2 separate regions of the Mus musculus genome follow, and region 2 is linked to region 1. A link is a contact called in ENCODE Hi-C data. All regions are on one chromosome and are shown on one strand. Each heading gives the region's core, a stretch centred on a gene start or an enhancer-like site at or near the end of the contact. The rest is flanking DNA. Distances are from core to core; before and after follow the strand shown.

Region 1 (6,152 bases), core at 1,106-3,605:
CTTATTCCTGTCACCTGAGCCTTCCGTCAGGATCATGTTCATTCCTGTCGCCTGAGCCTCCCGTTGCTCCTAACAATTGCCTCAGAAGGTGGCTGTGGAGGTAGAACAGAGGGTCTCAGCACCAGTTAACATGTGTTGTCCTGGGAGTATAACATATCCGCAGCAAGTGAAGTCACATGCTCTAATGTTTGCCATGCCATCTCTGTCTTTTCAGACAGGGTCTCACTGTGTAGCCCCAACTGGCCTGGAATTTGGAGAGATCTGCCTGCTTCTGCCTCCTGAGTGTTGAGATTAAAGGTGTTCATCTCTAAGCCTGGCACATGCTCGTGGAGGCTGGAAGAGGGCACAGGATCCCTTGAATCTCAAGTTACCAGCATTTTATGAGCCAGGGTCTTGCTTGGGGCCTGAAACTGGCTTCTACATGAGCAGTAAACACTCTTAATGGATGAGCCATCCCTGAGCCCCTAACATCAATTTCTTAGTATCTTTCATTTAAGGAACTCATCTTTTAAAAACATTTTCAAAGGGCTGAAGAGAGAGAGATGGCTCAGCAGTTAAGAGCTGTTCTTCTAGAGTACCCAGGTTAGATTCCCAGCACCCACAACACAAGACAGTAACAAACTGTTTCTAACTCAAAAATCCAAAAGGTCCAGTATCCCCTTCTGGCCCCTAGGGGCACTAGACATGCATGTCACACACAGACATACCTGCAAAATAACCATACATAAATCTTTAGCATTTAATAACTATTCTAGCAACTCAAACTCATCTAAAATCACAGTCCCTTACCCTACTGTGTATTTCTTTCTCTGACACATATCTTCAAATTTTTAAAAAATCTTTTTATGTGCATTGTATTTTAATTACATATATGTCAGTGTGAGGGTGCCAGATCTCCTGTAACTGGAGTTATAGACAGTTGTGAACTGTCATGTGAATGCTGAGAATTGAACCAGGATCCTCTGGAAGAACAGTCAGTGCTCTTAACCACTGAGCAATCTCTCCAGCCTCTCAAAAATTAAAAAAAAAAAAAAAATTATGTGGGGGCTGGTGAGATGGCTCAGCAGGTAAGAGCACTGACTGTTCTTCTGAAGGCCCTGAGGTCAAATTCCAGCAACCACATGGTGGCTCACAACCACCATTAATGAGATCTGACACCCTCTTCTGGTGTGTCTGAAGACAGCTACAGTGTACTTATTTATAATAATAAATAGATCCTTGGGCCAGAGCGAGCAGGGCCAACTGGAGCCAGCAGAGGTCCTAAATTCAATTTTCAACAACCATATGAAGGCTCACAACCATCTGTACAGCTACAGTGTACTCACATACATTAAATAAATAAATAAATCCTTTTTAAAAAATTTATGTGTGTGGCCAGGTGTGGTGGCACATGCCTTTGGTCTCAGCACTTGGTAGGCAGAGGCAAAAGGATCTCCGCGAGTTTGAGGCCAGTATGGTGTACAAAGCGAGTTCAAGATATACAGGGCTGTTACACAGAAAAACCTTGTCTAGAAAAAAACCAAAATAAAGCAATTTATGTGTTTGAATGTTTTGCCTGTTTATATGTTTTGTGCACATGGTGCACATACCTGATACCCGCAGAGGCCATAAAATAGCATCAGATCCCATGGAACTGGAGTTATGGATGGTTGTGAACCTACCACATGAGTGCTAGGAACCGAACCAAGATCCTCTAGCCCAACGCATTCATCTTTAATGTGATATGTTAACTCGGTGCATTAAGTGTGAAGTGTCTGTGTCGTCTAAGATGCAAACTCCCCTGGAGCAGGGATCCTCATTTTGTGCAGTGCGTCTAGAATACTATCAACGAGGACCAGATTGGGGACCAATAAGAACCAGACTGAGGAACCCTGAGACCCAGAAGGCGGGGTCCGGCGCTCGCTCCTCGGCTCACCGCCGGCTGCAGATGATGTAGCTTCTCCACGGCGGCCAGTGAAGCCACAAAGACGGCGGGCTGGCAATGCACTGTGCGGTCCAGGTCCTCCTGGGGCCCCCGCAGGCACAGCTCCAGCAGATCGTAGCCCAGTACCCGGTGCGCGGCCTCGTAGAGCTGCCGCACACGCGGGAGGTGGAGCAGGCCGCTGCCCATGCCGACCGCCTGGCAGCCCTGGCCGGGGAAGAGCAACACGGAGCACTGTGAAGGTGGCCGCCGCCGCGCCACCGCCTCCTGGGCTCCCTCCTCGGCCACGCTGGAGTCCCGCAGCAGCTCCGCCACGTCCACGGCGTCCGGCGGCGGCTCCCGGAGGCTCGAGGCGGCGCGGCGGCCCCAGGAGCGCCAGGCCCACCCGGCCCGAGCTACCCGAGCGCTCATTGCGACGCGCAGAGCCGGTGGTCGTTATCGCTGCGGCTGAGACGCACTGCGGCTGCGCAGCGGGGCGGTCCTTCCTGTATTTCCTGTCGGGTCATCTAGGCAGCCAGTAAAAAAACGTTCCTATGTTACCTACTCATCTTTACCAGCTCTCAAACTATTTGCAGTTGCATGTCGGTCCTGGAGTGGTCCGTGCGTTTCCTTAAACATCTCCAACCAGGAACCGCAGATAGCTTCCATAGTGAGCCTTCAATAGGTATCTACGTACTAAATTGTGCACCACCGTCCAGTAGACCGTGAAAGTGCTGTGGTTGGCTTGGTTTTGCCCATGATTCTGCCAACCGTACTAAGCAAATAGTTCTTGTTGCCTACAAAGCACAGCGAGGTGTCCAAATCATAATAGGAAGCTAGTAAATCTCCGTGCGGTGGAACCAAGTACAAGTCAGATTCGCTTTTTAAATTCCACAGTTTATAGCCGAGTGGTAGTGGCGCACCTTTAATTCCAGCATTTTGAAGGCAGAGGCAGGCGGATCTGAGTTCGAGGCCAGCATCGTCCACAGAGCAGTTCCAGGACAGCCAGGGCTACTCAGAGAAACCCTATCTCAACAAACAAACAAACAAACACATACACACACACACTCAAACAAACATACACACACACACTCAGAGAAGCTCTGTCTCAATAAATAAATAAATCCTCAGTTTACAAACAAGGAGACAAACGTCGTAAAGATTGTGTACTATATGGTTAGTCACAGAATGGCACTGGAAGTTGTGCTTATGCAGTCTCTGAGAGCTATTGTGAGTCTGGGTCACACTGATCCTTACCTGAGCCCTGCACCCCTTTTCCAGAACTCTGATCTGTTCTCATTTCCTGCCAGTCTCTGCTAAGGTGCCCAGGAAATCCATCCCCGCCCCCACCTCAATACTCACCACAGCCTTTACAATGAGAAGATCTATTTGGAGGTATGTCTCAGTTTGCTCTGGCTGGCATACCAATGCCATAGACTTAAGGGCTTAATAATCGAAATTATATGTCAGAGTTCTTGAGGCTGAAAAGTCCAAGATCAAGCTCAGCACTTGCAGATTCAGTGTCTGGAAAGAATCTGTTTCATGGCTTGCAGATAACTAACTCTTCTGTATCCAAACCCGGGTGCCCTAGCCCTAACTCTGTTAGTATACAGGCAGTTCCACTGGCCTTCACTCAGGGACCTAGCAACTGCTTACCTCATTACCGGCCTTAGCCAGCTGTGCCAGGTGTGTTACAGCCACCCCAGCTCTCTCCGTCTTTGCATTCCCTCTTTGTTCAGAATGTTTCCTCTTTCTCTTTCTGCTCCCCCATCTTTGCCTCCCTGTCTACATGGCGATTTCCCTGGCCTCGTTTTCTGAGACCGGTGAACCTGTTCGAGAGCTGCCCACAATAAACCAGCTTTTATACTTTTAATTGGGCTTGAGTTGGATTATTTCATCAGTGGGGAAAAACTATTAATATCCCCACATGATAGATGGGGGGGGTGTTTTCTAATAAGGGTATTCATCTAATTCATGAAGGTCCCACCTCTACTTAATCACCCTGACCCTCCAGGTGTCCTCTAGATTCCTCTAAATGCCTTCACCCTGGGGATTAAGGCTCAATATAGGAATTTGATGTATCAGAGAGGATGTGCCTCTCAGTACTCCACATCATCAAACATATTTCACTGAGTTTGAAGAAAATCAAATAAGTGTTTCAGGCTTTCAGGCTGTTCAGTCTTGTTTTCTTATTTTATGTTTTCACATGTGTGTGTGTGTGCATGTGTGTGTGTGTGTGTGTGTGTGTGTGTGTGTGAGAGAGAGAGAGAGAGAGAGAGAGAGAGAGAGAGAGAGAGAAATAGGTGGGTAGAACCTCACTATGTAGCCAGCCTAGAACTCACTATGTAGACTAGGCTGGCCTCCAACTCTTGGAGATCTGCCTGCCTCTGCCTCCTGTGTGATGTGGCCAAAGGTGCCCATCACACATGGCTACTTTTTATCTTTTTAAAAAAAGATTTATTGATTTATTGATTGATTGATATGGATACACTGTAGCTGAACATGGTTGTCAGCCTTCATGTGGTTGTTGGTAATTGAATTTTTAGGACCTCTGCTCACTCTGGTTGGCTCTGCTTGCTCCAGATGCACCAGAAGAGGGCGTTAGATCTTATTATGGGTGGTTGTGAGCCACCATGTGGTTGCTGGAAATTGAACTCAGGACCTTCGGAAGAGCAGTCAGTGTTCTTACCCGCTGAGCCATCTTGCCAGCCCTACTTTTTATCTTTAATTATCTGTATATGTGCGGGGGCTTGCAGGCTGTTGGATCCTCTGGATCTGGAGCTATAGGTGGTTTTGAGCCACCTGATGGGAGTGCTGGGAATGGAGCTCAGGTCCTCTGCCAGATCAACAAGCACTCTCAGTTGCTGAGCCATCATTTTCTAGCCTCGAGGTTTTGCTTTGGATAAGGAAAAGGTCATAATCCCACTAGAGCAGATTCACTGTGCAAAACATGACCAGAAAACAGTGCAGGGCTCTTTGGCCTAGGGTCCAGAAATACCCAGCCAAGGACTGTTCTGTTTTCACATTTGTTCCTATGTGTATGCTTGAGTGGAATCTGTGCACATGGCGGTGTGTGCACACATGCATGTGTACATGGATGCAGAGACAAGGAGTCAATATTGATGGTCTTCCTCTATCATTCGCCACCTTACTTTTTTGCAACAGGGTCTCTCACCGAACCTGGCACTCATTGGTTCATCCAGCAGGGCTAGCCAGTGGGTTCCAGAGATGCTCGTGACGCTTCCCCTCAAATGCTAGCATTGCAGGTGCGCTCTCCCACCCCTGGCTATTTACACGGACTCTGGATATCTGAAGTGAGGTCCTCAAACTCGTGCAGCAAATGCTTTACTGACTGCGCTGTCTCCCTGTTCCAAAGGAATCTTTGGAAGATGTAAATTCCTGCCTGACAGTGGCCGTGTATGTCTTTAATCCCAGCACTCAGGAAGCAGAGGCAAGCAGATCTCTGTGAGTTCAAGGCCACCTCTGTTTACAGAGTGATGTGGGATGTAAAACCATGCCAGGAAGTTTGATAAAGTAGAGCAGGTTGAGACCCAGAAACTCTTGGGCACACACCTGAGTGTTAGGTGACTCCCAGCTCTCTGCCAGATTCCCAGCCTGAAACACATGTCACGCTCCTTACATAAGGAAACATGACCTGTGGTCATGTAGGCCCAGAACTGAGTTCTCCATGCCAATGAGGTACCTAGAGGACCAGAGGGCTTAGCCAATAAGCTTCCCTTTCCAGACATTCCTCCCTGCAAAAGGTATTCAATCTCAGGCCTACCCTGAGAAGTGGGCTTGGGCCATTTTTCACCATGAACAACTAATAAACTGTTTAGAACCATGGACTGTCTTTTTCATCAAGATCTGCCATGGGGAGCCATGAAGAAGACCTTTGTCTACAGAGCTGCAGCCTAATCTCCCTTAGAAGGCCTTTCTGTGCTCCCAGCTCCAACTGCCACCCAGACTGCCTCCACCAAGCTAAGGACAATCACTCATGGGACAAGCGGGGGCTCCCTCCACCCCTGGCCCTGGTAGATGCTGTCCCCAGTCCAAGTCCCACCCCTACTCTGTTCTCTGCTCTTCAGAGACTCCTAGTGGCATCTGGATGAATCTGAGAAACCCATGGCCCCGGCCTCGTCACAGGCCTGGGACTCCCAAACCAGCTCCGGACCCCCAAACCAGCTCCGTCTTCCCCACATCTCAGAGCTTTCCCACCCCTGAGCAGTGTCTTGGTGCTTCCCTCCAGGCA
Region 2 (6,152 bases), core at 1,071-3,570, 2.7 Mb after region 1:
TTGCACGCAGCACAGAGGCTGCACAGGCTCTCATCAGCGCCCTGCCTCTCCCCTGTGCAGTCCTCAGCAGCATCCTCCAGCAGGTCACAGGACTCCTCATCAGCTCTGTAACATGGGAGCTGCTCTCAAAAGTGCCTGATATGCAACCCAGCAAGAAAGCCGAGAGGAAAGAAGGCTGGCTTTGGTAATGTGGGGTCACACCGAAGAGACTGGGACTGTGTCAGTTTCCTGTGACATCCGTAGTAGCCTAAGGAGGTGGAAATGTTTCCCCTTTTTGGGTCCTGAAACCAAGATGTCAGCAGATTGTGCTGTCTGTGAGGGCCATTTCCCACCATGTCTACATAGACATCTAGGGTTGACTACTGGCTGCTGCCTAACACACACACACACACACACACACACACACACACACACACACACACACGAACATATTACCGGTTTGTGTGTCATCCTTTTGTAAGGACCATGCTAATCTCTGTATTATTCCAATTTTAGTAGGTATACCACTGAAGTGAGCACCCAATTTTTTTTTTTTTTTTTTTTTAGATTTATTTATTTATTATATGTAAGTACACTGTAGCTGTCTTCAGACACACCAGAAGAGGGCATCAGATCTCATTACGGGTGGTTGTGAGCCACCATGTGGTTGCTGGGATTTGAACTTCGGACCTTCAGAAGAGCAGTCGGGTGCTCTTACCCACTGAGCCATCTCACCAGCCCCATAGCACCCAATTTTTAATTTCCATTCTCCTGCCTCCCTCTTGAGAAGCTGGGCCATAGCTATGTACCACTAAAGTTTTATTTCAAAGAGCTCTCGAGGCAGTGCTAGGACATGATTATTAATCTTAGTTTTGCTAGGTCTCTCAAATTCTAAGGATTATTAGAAGTAGGATTCCAAGGAGAAGCCAAGGCTATGTTCCATAAGTTGTGCCTGAAGGGGTCACCTAGGACCTGTTGACATTGTCCCTGGTATTTCCTGAAGTTTCTATGCTTGTGTCAAAAGGGATTCCTAGAGAGCCCGGTATTGTCATCCAGACAGCAAACATTTGGGATGTACTATTTCAGTTCCTAAGGCTCCGGCTGTGCAGGAAATGAAGAGGAACAGGTGCCACCCCTTTCTGCAGAGTCAAAGTGGAGTCAGGTAGCTGCTGCAGTCTAAAAGGAGCTGCAGAAGGCTTTACTCTTAAAGAATGGGAACAAAGTTGAGATACAGGGCTCTAGGCCATTGACCCTGCTCTGAGTACTGAGGATAAGTCTGGCATACAACTGGGCTAAGCTATATAAGGTTCTTTAGTGTGATTTCTTGCATCCACCATGTGCTAACCCAACACCACTTTCAATATGTCTAGAAGTCTGGGTCTTGAGAATATAGTCAGGGCCTGGGTTAAACAGGAAGACCATATCAAAAGCAGAAAAAGTGCACGAGACAGCTGTCGTGAATATGTTTCTCAGTAGTAAAGGCCACAAGTTGGCATTACCAGTGTTTCACTAAAGCTCCGGCCTGAGATGCCAGCCTCTCACCCTTGAGTCTAAGATCATAGAAATTTTACACCAATCACGTAAGTAATTTCAAGTAGCTACACTACACAGCAAAAAGTGAAAGTAAACATAACAATATATTCTACAGAACCCAATATATATAAAGTATCATTTAATGTAAACTTATAATTAACATTTCCGTATTAAGATTTTTGGATCTTGAATGTATCTTACAATTAAGCACACTTTACTGCGGTCTTGGAAGCACGCAAGCGCCGGCAAGATGAAGTCTTCGTGTCTCCGTGCCTATTCGTTTTTCAGCTGAAGCCCAGGCAGATCCCCGCCATCGCTTCAGATGTGCTCCGGTGGAAGTCGCTTCCTTCACCTCACTGTGCAGTGTTTACTGATCCGGGGTCAATGCCCTGGCGATGAGGCTTGGACCACACTACAGCGGGAGAAGCTCTCCATCCTCCCGCTCGCCTGTCCGCCCGCAGCAGGGTCCCGATCTGCCTGTGCTCCTTCTGGTTCTCGGTACTTGCTGGTTGGCTGCGAGCAAATAAGACCGACTCGGACCCCAGACGCACGCGGCTCCGGAGTTCATGGCCGGGGATCAGAGGCCGGGATCCAGAGACCTCAGTCCGTGCCGCTCGACCCGAGCGCTCTCAGCGCCGCCAGAACATACGCAGCTCGCAGACTCCGCTTTCCTCCCTGCGCTACAGCCACGCACATATCCCAGCGTCGCCTTCTCATGGCGTCAAGCACTGCCCGAAACGAAGGCGGGACTTCCGGAATCGCCGAGTCACAACTTCCGGACGGAGGCGGAAGCGCCTCTCGGCTCTACGCTTCGGAGTCCTGGTGTCTCTGAGGGGGCCGCCGGGGCACAGGAGAGGGCCGCTGGAGGTGTGGCCGACCGCTCTCGGGTGTCAGGGTTGCGGATCTGAGGGATGAGGAGCGGCCATGGCCAGCGACGGGGCCAGGAAGCAGTTCTGGAAGCGCAGCAACAGCAAGGTCCCGGGCAGGTGGGTGTGACGGGGAGGACCCGGTCGGGGTCAGGGGTCAGAGGTCAGGTGGCCGTGCTGTCCCGTTGCAGTGCGGGTGGCGTAGGAGTCTGGGGAGGAGAACCTGGCTCCTAGGAGACTGTTGGGCTATGTGAGGGGCTAGGGGAGTCGGGGTCGGCAGTGGGCGTGTGGGAAATGAAAGGTGACAGTGGCCGTACCAATGAGCAAGGAGGACGAGGAGCTGCCCCAAGTGCTTCCAGAGCCTGGCAGGCAGGTTCTCTCCTGCGAAACTCCATGACTCCCTGGGGAAGCTGGAAGAAACTGACCCAGGTCATGCCCTGGAGAGTTTGGTTGAGTCAGGAAACTGGCCAGGGAGAGGCAGTGCCTGCAGGGGAGGTCGGTCTCTTCGGGGTGCATAGTGGTTTGAGCACTTGGGTTTTCGTCTGTCACATGTGGGCTGATGCTTTTCCTTTGAGCGTGGAAGCGCCTTGTGAATTTCTGTGGTCCCACCTTCTGGCCTCTGGACACCGGTCTTTTGACAGCAACAGGAAACACAGAATAATAATAAAAACACCTGGGTGCAGTCTGGAAGCTATCGAGCTCCAAAGTCCTTCTGTGATTGGTTATGTGGCCTGATGCCTCTCTAGGTCTTAGGGAGTGAAGAGACAGTACCCGGAAATGTATTTCAGAAAACTCCATCACAAGATTTCAAACATAGTTTATTCTGTTTTCTAGCCAAAGTCTCAGATATGAAATTTAAGATTCTAACATTAGCCACCTCTCCAGTCCTGAAGGTTTTGACATTGAGGTAACTTAAGTAGAACCATTCGTGAGCTCGGAAAATGGTCTGTCTTCCTGTGCTTCCTAAGAGACACCATTGTGTGAATGTTAAATTTGTAAACTCGGATATCCACTGTATTCAACCACAAAATGTGCTTTTCAAAGTGGCTGGGGCTTGGCACGGGTTACTGACTGCTGGGCCACAGTGACTTGGGAGATGGAGGAAGTCCTCAGAGGTACCCAGACACTGTATTTTTTACAGGACCTGGACTGGGCTTGCTTGAATAGTTAAGAACTTTTATAAAAGCTATTATTATAGTTTATGATGAGTAGAAGGTCCTACTGTGACAGGGATAAACACGTTGAGCCTAGTGCCAGATAAACAGAAGCATGTGGCAGTGTGACTTCTGTTGTTGCCTTCACATCTCGAGACTCAGTTCTTCTTCTTCCTCCTCCTCCTCCTCCTCCTCCTCCTCCTCCTCCTCCTCCTCCTTCTTCTTCTTCTTCTTCTTCTCCTCCTTCTCCTTCTCCTTCTCCTTCTCCTTCTCCTTCTCCTTCTCCTTCTCCTTCTCCTCCTCCTCTTCCTCCTCCTCCTCCTCCTCTTCCTCCTCCTCCTCCTCCTCCTCCTCCTCCTCCTCCTCCTCCTCCTCCTTTTCCAAGACAGAGAAACCCTGTCCTGGAACTCACTCTGTAGACCAGGCTAGCCTGGAACTTAGAAATCAGCCTGCCCCCACTTCCCAAGTGCTGGGATTAAAGGCGGGTACCACCACTGCCCGGCCTCAGTTCTTCTTAAGTATGAGCTGTAATTTATTGTTAAGAGTCAACTGAGATTTAAAAATAATGGAGTTGCTGTATGGAGTTGTAGAATTCATTGACCCTTTCCATTAAATACTGTCTCTTGATAGTGCATTTTTTATTTTTTATTTTTTGAGCTAGGGTCTCATTTATAGTGCAGGCTGGCCCTGAGCTTCTGACCCTCCTGCCTCATTCTCCCGAGTATACAAGTCACTATACCTGGTGTGGTAGTTTGTCTTCATACTGGGCTAGACAGTAACATTCCTAATATTTTACTGTGACTGTGACCGTGACCTTGCTTGGAAGCAGGATCTCTGTAGACATTACTGAGCAATGGGGAGGCCCTCATTCAGTCTCTGGTTCCCGTAAGAACATGGAACTTCATATACAGAGGAGAGACAGAAGTAGGGGGCATGACCATGCAAAGATGGAAGCAGAGATTGCAATGATGTGTTTACAAGTCAAAACTGGGATTGCCGGGAACCACCAGAAGCTGGACGTGGCGGGAAATGGCCCTCACAGACAGCACAATCTGCTGATATTGTGGTTTCACGACCGAAGGAGGGGAAACATTTCCACCTCCTTAGGCTACTACGGATGTCACAGGAAACTGACACAGTCCCAGTCTCTTTGGTGTGACCCCACATTACCAAAGCCAGCCTTCTTTCCTCTCGGCTTTCTTGCTGGGTTGCATATCAGGCACTTTTGAGAGCAGCTCCCATGCACTGATGAGGAGTCCTGTGACCTGCTGGAGGATGCTGCTGAGGACTGCACAGGGGAGAGGCAGGGAGAGACCTGTGCAGCCTCTGTGCTGCGCGAATGCCCTGTAGCCCTCCCATGGGGTAGTGTTTCTGGTTTTGGTGATAGTCTGGAAGTCTCCCTGAAGGAGAGTGTGCAGAGGTGTGCCCCATTCCTTCCTGAGTTGTTCAGTGCCCACATTCTGGGTTTTCACCTGTATAGGAACGTGCTAGCAGAGATCTAGGCCAGGCTCTCAGCATCTTGCCCACTCTTCAAGTGTGCTTCATGATTGTTGTCTTCAACCAGGGAAGCCGTGTGTGTGTGTGTGTGTGTGTGTGTGTGTGTGCCCACAGAGTCTTACCTCCGACTTCCAGACAGTGAAGGGAGTTTTGCACATCTTCTCAGTCCCTTGATAGTGAAGATGATGGACGGAGTTCCATCAAGGACCTGGTGTTTGCCATATACTGTTCTCAGTGCTCCACTGATACGTTGTCTACTAGGAGTTGGCCATTTGCAAGATATGGCTTTGTCCTCTAGGCAACACTGAGCAAGCCCTTGGTTGTCCCTCAGCGATGCTTGTTACACACAGATGTTCCTTTGTGCTGTCTCACACCTTTGTAACCTGGCCACTGCTCAGCTTTTTAGCCCCTACTCCTATGCATTCTTTTGAACTGTGCATTGCTGGTGGCCTTCTAGGGTCTTCCACATCCCATGCTGTATTTTCCATATACATGGGAAGCTGCATTTTCACGCTCTGTGCAGCTGACTGAATGTTCCTTCCCTCCTCGCTTACGTTTTTCTACTCTTCACACTTCACCTGCAGCCTGCTTCCTTAATGCCTTGCTGGCTCAACTGCAGCGTGGACTTCCTGCACTGGCTTCTTCAGTTAGGCCACAGGCTCTGCCTGTCTAGGAAGTACACTGCTCCCAGCTTCATTGTGAAGGACTGAGAAATGGTGGTTGGTCCCAGCTATCTCTCACATTAGCCTGGAGTGAGAAAAAGATTGGGCTAGGAGAGTTATGTGAAGAGATGGTCTTAAGATCCCTCTATTATGTGCACTTCTGGTCTTTGTATGTGTATTTAATAGAATTGTTTTATTTTTTATTTTTATTTTTTTAGAAGTTCCTTTTCTGGGTGAGCCAACACATAGAAAGACTATATCTTTTAGCAGGAGGCTACCCATCTGAGTGGGTTTTAGCCATCTCATCCTGTGATCTGTGTGATACTTCCAATTTTTGCCATTCCTGGAGCCTTTGGTTGCTGTATCTGTCAGGTGGCTGTGGCAGCCAAGGGAAGATTTGCTTGACCTATGTCTTAGTGAGGGTTTCTATTGCTGCGACAAATACCATGACCAAAAATAAA

Evidence for each region. Hi-C counts contacts between places; a loop is a spot of excess contacts on that map.
Region 2: a loop to region 1 is called in a map of regulatory T cell, with 7 times the contacts of the local background. The contact joins the promoter of Tbc1d22a here to the promoter of Mcat in region 1. A Hi-C loop is called at or near these places in 2 of 37 maps with a recorded cell type or tissue (T-helper 17 cell and regulatory T cell).

Annotation. Positions count from the first base shown.
Region 1 is chr15:83,553,356-83,559,507 of GRCm38, forward strand. Mcat (malonyl CoA:ACP acyltransferase (mitochondrial)) reads right to left here and starts at 2,356. Exons shown (of 4, transcript NM_001030014.2): 1 at 1,916-2,356. The coding sequence starts at 2,332.
Region 2 is chr15:86,212,139-86,218,290 of GRCm38, forward strand. Tbc1d22a (TBC1 domain family, member 22a) reads left to right here and starts at 2,321. Exons shown (of 13, transcript NM_145476.2): 1 at 2,321-2,498. The coding sequence starts at 2,437. It overlaps Gm22818 (a small nuclear RNA gene), which reads right to left and starts at 519; the gene lies at 416-519.